Linked DNA regions of Homo sapiens: region 1 is linked to region 2. A link is an interaction called in ENCODE POLR2A ChIA-PET data of the cell type or tissue named here. Cell type or tissue: PC-3. All regions are shown on one strand. Each heading gives the region's core, and the rest is flanking DNA. Links, peaks and the distances in the headings are about the cores only. Region 1 overlaps HEY2 (hes related family bHLH transcription factor with YRPW motif 2). Region 2 overlaps TPD52L1 (TPD52 like 1).

Evidence for each region. Peaks named below come from ENCODE experiments on the same cell type or tissue, not always from the same donor. Only the 100,000 strongest peaks of a DNase experiment are listed, where the experiment ranks them.
Region 1: POLR2A ChIA-PET joins it to region 2 with 13 read pairs; 3 of 35 experiments call an interaction of 5 or more read pairs at or near these places.

Annotation. Positions count from the first base shown.
Region 1 is chr6:125,751,741-125,754,658 of GRCh38, forward strand. HEY2 (hes related family bHLH transcription factor with YRPW motif 2) reads left to right here. Exons shown (of 5, transcript NM_012259.3): 2 at 61-139; 3 at 267-350; 4 at 2,725-2,806. Among named protein-coding and RNA genes, the nearest start is that of HEY2, 3.6 kb to the left of the region's middle. In PC-3, for the core only: a CTCF peak has its summit at 2,127 (motif pointing left); no DNase peak of the experiment used is centred there; H3K27me3 peaks cover 1,110 bases.
Region 2 is chr6:125,200,759-125,203,676 of GRCh38, forward strand. All of the region lies in intron 1 of TPD52L1 (TPD52 like 1), which reads left to right. Among named protein-coding and RNA genes, the nearest start is that of TPD52L1, 48 kb to the left of the region's middle. In PC-3, for the core only: no CTCF peak of the experiment used is centred there; DNase peaks (open chromatin) are centred at 1,323 and 1,643; H3K4me3 peaks cover 1,119 bases; H3K27ac peaks cover 2,149 bases.

The sequences.
Region 1 (2,918 bases), core at 305-2,804, 550 kb after region 2:
ACCCAGAAGAAACTATTGTTATGTTAATGCAGCACCTGACATACTCTTCTTATTTCATAGGCAAAGTACTAGCTCTGTGATTAGATTGAATTCTCCAACAACAACATCTCAGATTATGGCAAGAAAGAAAAGGAGAGGGGTATGTGATTTTTCCCCCTTTTTATTTCATGTAACTTATACTATTGTGTAACAGTTACATTTTTTCATTTGAGTAATTTTATCATTTGTGAATTCATAAACTTTTGTTGTTTGCTTCTTTTGGATAGATTATAGAGAAAAGGCGTCGGGATCGGATAAATAACAGTTTATCTGAGTTGAGAAGACTTGTGCCAACTGCTTTTGAAAAACAAGTAAGCTATCCCCTCCCCAGAATCCCCCCACCCACCCCGCCACCCCCCAAAAAAAAGCTCAAACACAATCTGATTCGCTCATCTGGGAATGTGGGTTCTTGTTAAAGCTCATTAAAATAATAGTGTATGTGCCCTGATCTGGCACAGAGCAGCTATTTCAATAAAATGCTTTGTTGTGGCAAAACTATTAAAAACATAATCCATCATGAAGTTGAAAAACATTTCCATTCTTTAGCTTATTTTCCCCTTAAGGGTAACAGTGTTCATGCTTTCTCTGTTCTTTCTATGAATACCAGTAGTGGTTTTATTTAAAACTGTGCTGTATACCGTATCCTTCAAAAAAAAAAAAAAAACCATTTTTTTCTCAAAATTTTTTTAAAATGTAATATTTTTAATTAAAAAACAATCAGAGCCCAAGAAGTAACATCTCTAGCTCTATTTCCTAAATGATAATACCACTAAAATTTATTTACCAAGCCATTTGCTTTCATTTTTAATCCCTGGGTTGGTAGAATGCCATTTGATTTGGGTCATCTTTTTAGAAGTTTGGTAAAAATGAAGTTAATCATAAATGCCCCTTTTCATAGTTACCTATTCCTTTACAAAAAAAGAAAGAAAGAAAAAGATTTTGCACACTTAGAAAAGTAGAAAGCCAAATGTTTAAATCTTTTGTGGTTTTAGAAGTCATGGCTCTCCCCCTGCCGCAGTGGTTAATGACACAGATTTCTAAGAGTATCTTTCAAAGGATATGGCAGCATGTCCTTGTTGAAAATACTTTCAGTTTAATTCCAATAAGACAACAGTTGTTTGTTTATTCCATTTTGTTTGTTTACTTCATGAATCTGCAAACATTATAAAACAAGCCCTACAAAGTCCTTGGAAATTATCCAGAAAGTGCAGTTTCAATTATTAGTGACTTTACTGAATCTGCTTGTACCATTTTCATGGAAAAATTAAACGCTGACCAAATACAAAACATAATATGCTACTGATTATACATTTTTAAGACAAAAAGCACACCCAATCTATATGCAGAGACTGTGTTTGATAAACTAAAAATAATGTGGAAATTGTAGTTTTGATTAGTAGCATTTTCAGTGCCAAATAGGCTTCAAGTGAAAATGTCAGTAATCAATGATGTTTTTAAAATTTGGAAGTACTGAAATGTCTGCAGTTATGAGGCGAAGTCTGTTTGATTTTTTTTCTTGGTTTGTTAGATTTTTTTTTTCTTAAATGTTGACTTAAACCTTAAAAGCAAACATCAGTTGTTTGGCAGTTAGTTACCATAAACACAAGCTTTCCCATTTGCAGAGCTTGGCTACCAACCCAAGTGAGTTGGCCCTGTCACAATATGATTAGAAAAGTGTTCTTTAGAGCAGTTAAGTAACTCTGGCACTCTCACCGTACGTGGTGCTGATAATTTTTACAAAACAAGTAAAGCATAGGGACCTGAAATAAACCTTAGTGTCCTTAAAAAAGAAAAAAAAAGAGAACATATTGGTAATTATTTAGCTCTTCCAGGAAATGAGAAGCCACCCACAGTCCCCGAGACAGCTTGAAATGGCACATTTGTATTTCAATTGGTTACCAGAGGTTTCCTTATTCTGAAAGCAGGGACATAAAAATATATTTGCAAGACAATTTTATTAAGAACTATTTTAAAAGGTTCAAAAATCCTTAAGCATTTATGATGCTTCCTAGGTAAGCAGTAAATTATTGCTTCTTGTTTGTGAGCTTAGAAATTCACAGTGACACCTGCTGGTAATTATTGGGGAAAAAAACCTTAAAAGTCGTCCTTTTTAAAATTTTTGGATCTGCTTGAAATGCAGATCCAATTATATGGTTCTAGTGTGAATACCTTATTTCAGGACTTAGTAGGCCTGTGAAAGGACTTATTGGAGTTTTCTATTTTAAAAATATTTAACAATCAATTGCTAAAATCCTATCTCCTTATCTTCTGGAGTTGTTATGCAACTCCTCTAGACTTTGGCTTTATAGAAGACTATTGATGCCCCATAGTAAAACATATTATTAACCAAGACACAGATTGAATGCAAAGTTTGAGATTTTTACAACTGAAATCATTTTGCTGTGGTGATCTTAGGAGAATAATTATTCTTATGATTTAAAAAAGTCATTCTAGTTTCTTTTAGTCTTTAAAAGTTAAAATGGCAAATACTTGTCATTAGGTATGACATTAATTAGTGCTTTCATGTAAAGTTTGGAAAGAATTCGAAGTTTTCTGTGAAAAAATAAAAGTTGGGATTGTCTAGTGAGAGGGAAATTGAAGCCATAATGCTAAATTCAGTGTATAATGTTTCAGATTAGTTTCTGTAGGACATAGGATTATTTATTTATTTATTTATTTATGAAGGGATCTGCAAAGTTAGAAAAAGCTGAAATATTGCAAATGACAGTGGATCATTTGAAGATGCTTCAGGCAACAGGGGGTAAAGGTAAGTAGATGACTTCATTTTTTTTTTTTTTTGCCTTTTTTACCTTTCTCTTTTCATGTTATTCCCCCTAATATTGTAAGGAAGTCATAGCTGAACAGTTCTTTAACAAGCT
Region 2 (2,918 bases), core at 120-2,619:
TCCTCCTAGTCAATACATGTCAATCCAATTCATTATTTTGTCAACCTAAGGTAGTCATAAGGGTCAGAATCCAATTTAAGGAGAGGTTATTTAAGTGCATATTGTGAGGGTGGCCAACTCAAACATGCCAACTCCAAAGGAATGGAGTCAGCGTTCTAAAGTAGGGAAATTAAGGTTTCATTTATGTAGTCAGGGACAGGGAAGTTTTTAGCATATTTCATTTTTCAGACAGGGTTGGCACATTGTTACAGCAATTTGATTGGTTTATAGGCAGCGTTTCTTTTTGGAAAAGTTACATTTAACATTCATTACAGAGGGCATAGTAGTCATGGGTTTTCTGTCATGTGGTCTTAGCAAAGCAAGGTACCAAAGAGGAAGTCAATCTATAGCAAGGGTCATTAAGAAGGCAGGAGATTTTTGTCCTGGACATTTAATTATCTCTAGCCATTGTAGAGAACGAGAAAAATAAGAAAGTGAGTTAATGTATAATCTGAGAAACAGAAATTATAACCATATGTGACTCAGATCACAGTCACATCTTTCTCAAGACTTAAAGTGCTTTGGGGGTCGCAACAACTTTTGCATTATATTTATTTTCACAAATTTTAATAACTGAAAAATAGTATACAGTGTGGGTATATTATACTTGAATACTGGTGCCCTACTGATGGACGTTTAGGTTTTTGTAGTTTTCTACCACTACCAACAATGATTTATACTCTCTCCTTAGGTTTGCACCTTTTTTTCTGTAAGATTGATTCTCAAAAGTGGGATGGCAGTGTCAAAGGCTCTCCCAATCAGGTGTCACAGTGCAAAAGCCAACAATGTGTGGTTAAAGGATCCATTTTTTCACAATCTTGCCAACACAGGCTCTTATCCCATTTTGGCTTCTTTGCAAATATCTTAGATGAAAAACAGTATCTCTGTGATTCTAATTTGTGCTTTCCCTATTGCTAGTGAGGATAAGTGTCTTTTCATATTTCATCTCACCATTGCATTTTCTTGTCTGTGACTTGAGTGAAACTTTTCTAATTCTTGCATATTTTATTCTTGCTCAACATGTCACGACTCAGAAACACATATTTCCATCTCCTTTAGCATTTATTTTGCTACTCAGATTTCAGAAGGAAAAAGGATTTTTTTCCTGGGCATTGTCAGTAGTAGCTATTTGGAATGCTAAAGATTTGATAAGAGACATTGAAGAAATGTGAATGTTACTGAACCGATTTGCTTAAAGTAAAGGGAAGACTGTCTATACGTCTGACCAATGCTTTTTGAATGTTCAGGCCCCTGAATCTGGCTGCAGTCCCAGTAGGCATGGGTCCAGGCGTGATGTGTTTGTGGTTGCATCATGGCATCGCTGTCTAACCCTCGCCTTTGCATTGAAGTTGTGCAAAGATTAGAGAACTGTAAAAATCTCAGGCCTGTCTGAGGAAGTCTTTCTTACTATCTATCCCTTTCTTTAAACATGCCTTGAAAAAAAAAGCTACATTTTGTCCTGCTTTGTGTTCATAGTGAATATCTTTCATTGTCAAGAAAATTTTTTCCTGAACTAGCTCTGAAAGATGACTCAGCACTTTATAAGATCAGTGAGCCTTTAAGGAATGACCTAAGATGGAATGTATCCTGTCCAGTGAAGCTCAAGGCATGCACAGGTCGTGTTCACCTCACTCCCTCAGGAGTTGAAGGAGATAAGAAACTGGTCCCACAGCCCTCAACTCTAGCTTGGGTGCCTCGCAGCTACTCAGCTAACCAAAGAAATGAGTGGAAAATCAGTTCTCTGGTCTATTTTTGATGGTGTGAGAAGAAGGAGGATGAGGAGGAGAAGGAGAAGAAGAAGAGATTACTTCTCATTTTAATTGAAATGAGTGACTTTTTATTAATGAGCTTGAATTCAGAATAATTTATTACCCTGGAGTTTTCTTATAATATAATAAGTGAGACTGTTTTCCTTTTTGCTTAGGGCAAAAAATGTAAGGAGGCTGAGTGTTACATTTGGAGGTTTATCTTTTTTTTTTTTTTTTGAGACGGAGCCTTGCTCTTGTCACCCAGGCTGGAGTGCAGTGGCCCAATCTCAGCTCACTGCAAACTCTGCCTCCCCGGTTCAAGCAATTCTCCTGCCTCAGCTTCCTGAGTAGCTGGGATTACAGGCACCCACCACCACACCTGGCTAATTTTTGTACTTTTAGTAGAGATGGGGTTTCACCATGTTGGCCAGGCTGGTTTCAAACTCCTGACCTCAGGTGATCCACCCACCTTGGCTTCTCAGTGGAGGTTTATCTTGTCAGGTTTGGCTTCCTTTTCCCAGTTCCATGAAATGTGAATTTGAATATGTGTTTGTGTGGTCAGGGAGAGTGTTGGGAAATGAGGGTGGGATACAGAGAGAAGGATGATTTAAAGGTTTAGATGGTCTGGTTATTTTTAGTTTTTCTATTCCCATTTCTGCAATAGTTTTTATTTTTCCTCATACACTATGGGAGTTTGTTCACAGAAGGAAGTTCCTGGAGCCTATCCATCAGGAACATTAACTATATTTTTGTTTGTTTTTTTGCATAACTATTTGTTTAGTTTTTCCTTCCCAAATTTGTGGCTGCTGTGTTCTTGTGACTTTTTGTCGGGGGTGTTTTTTTCTTGCTTGCAGTGTTACCCACAATGCATCTATTTTGTGTGTATTAAACAGTCCCTTTCAAGAGTACAAATAATGGTTTGAAATAGGAAGAGTATCCCAAATGCTTTAATCTTATATTTGAAATGTAGGAAATTGGAGGAGCTGAGGATATTTGTGACACATATTTTACATCTTCTCATTGAAAGTAGAGCTGTTGTTTGTCTGCATGGTTTTGAGTTTGGTCACTGAAATGCTAATGACACAGCAGAAACCCTTGGTGTGTGCATAAGGCCACATGACCTCAGGTCAG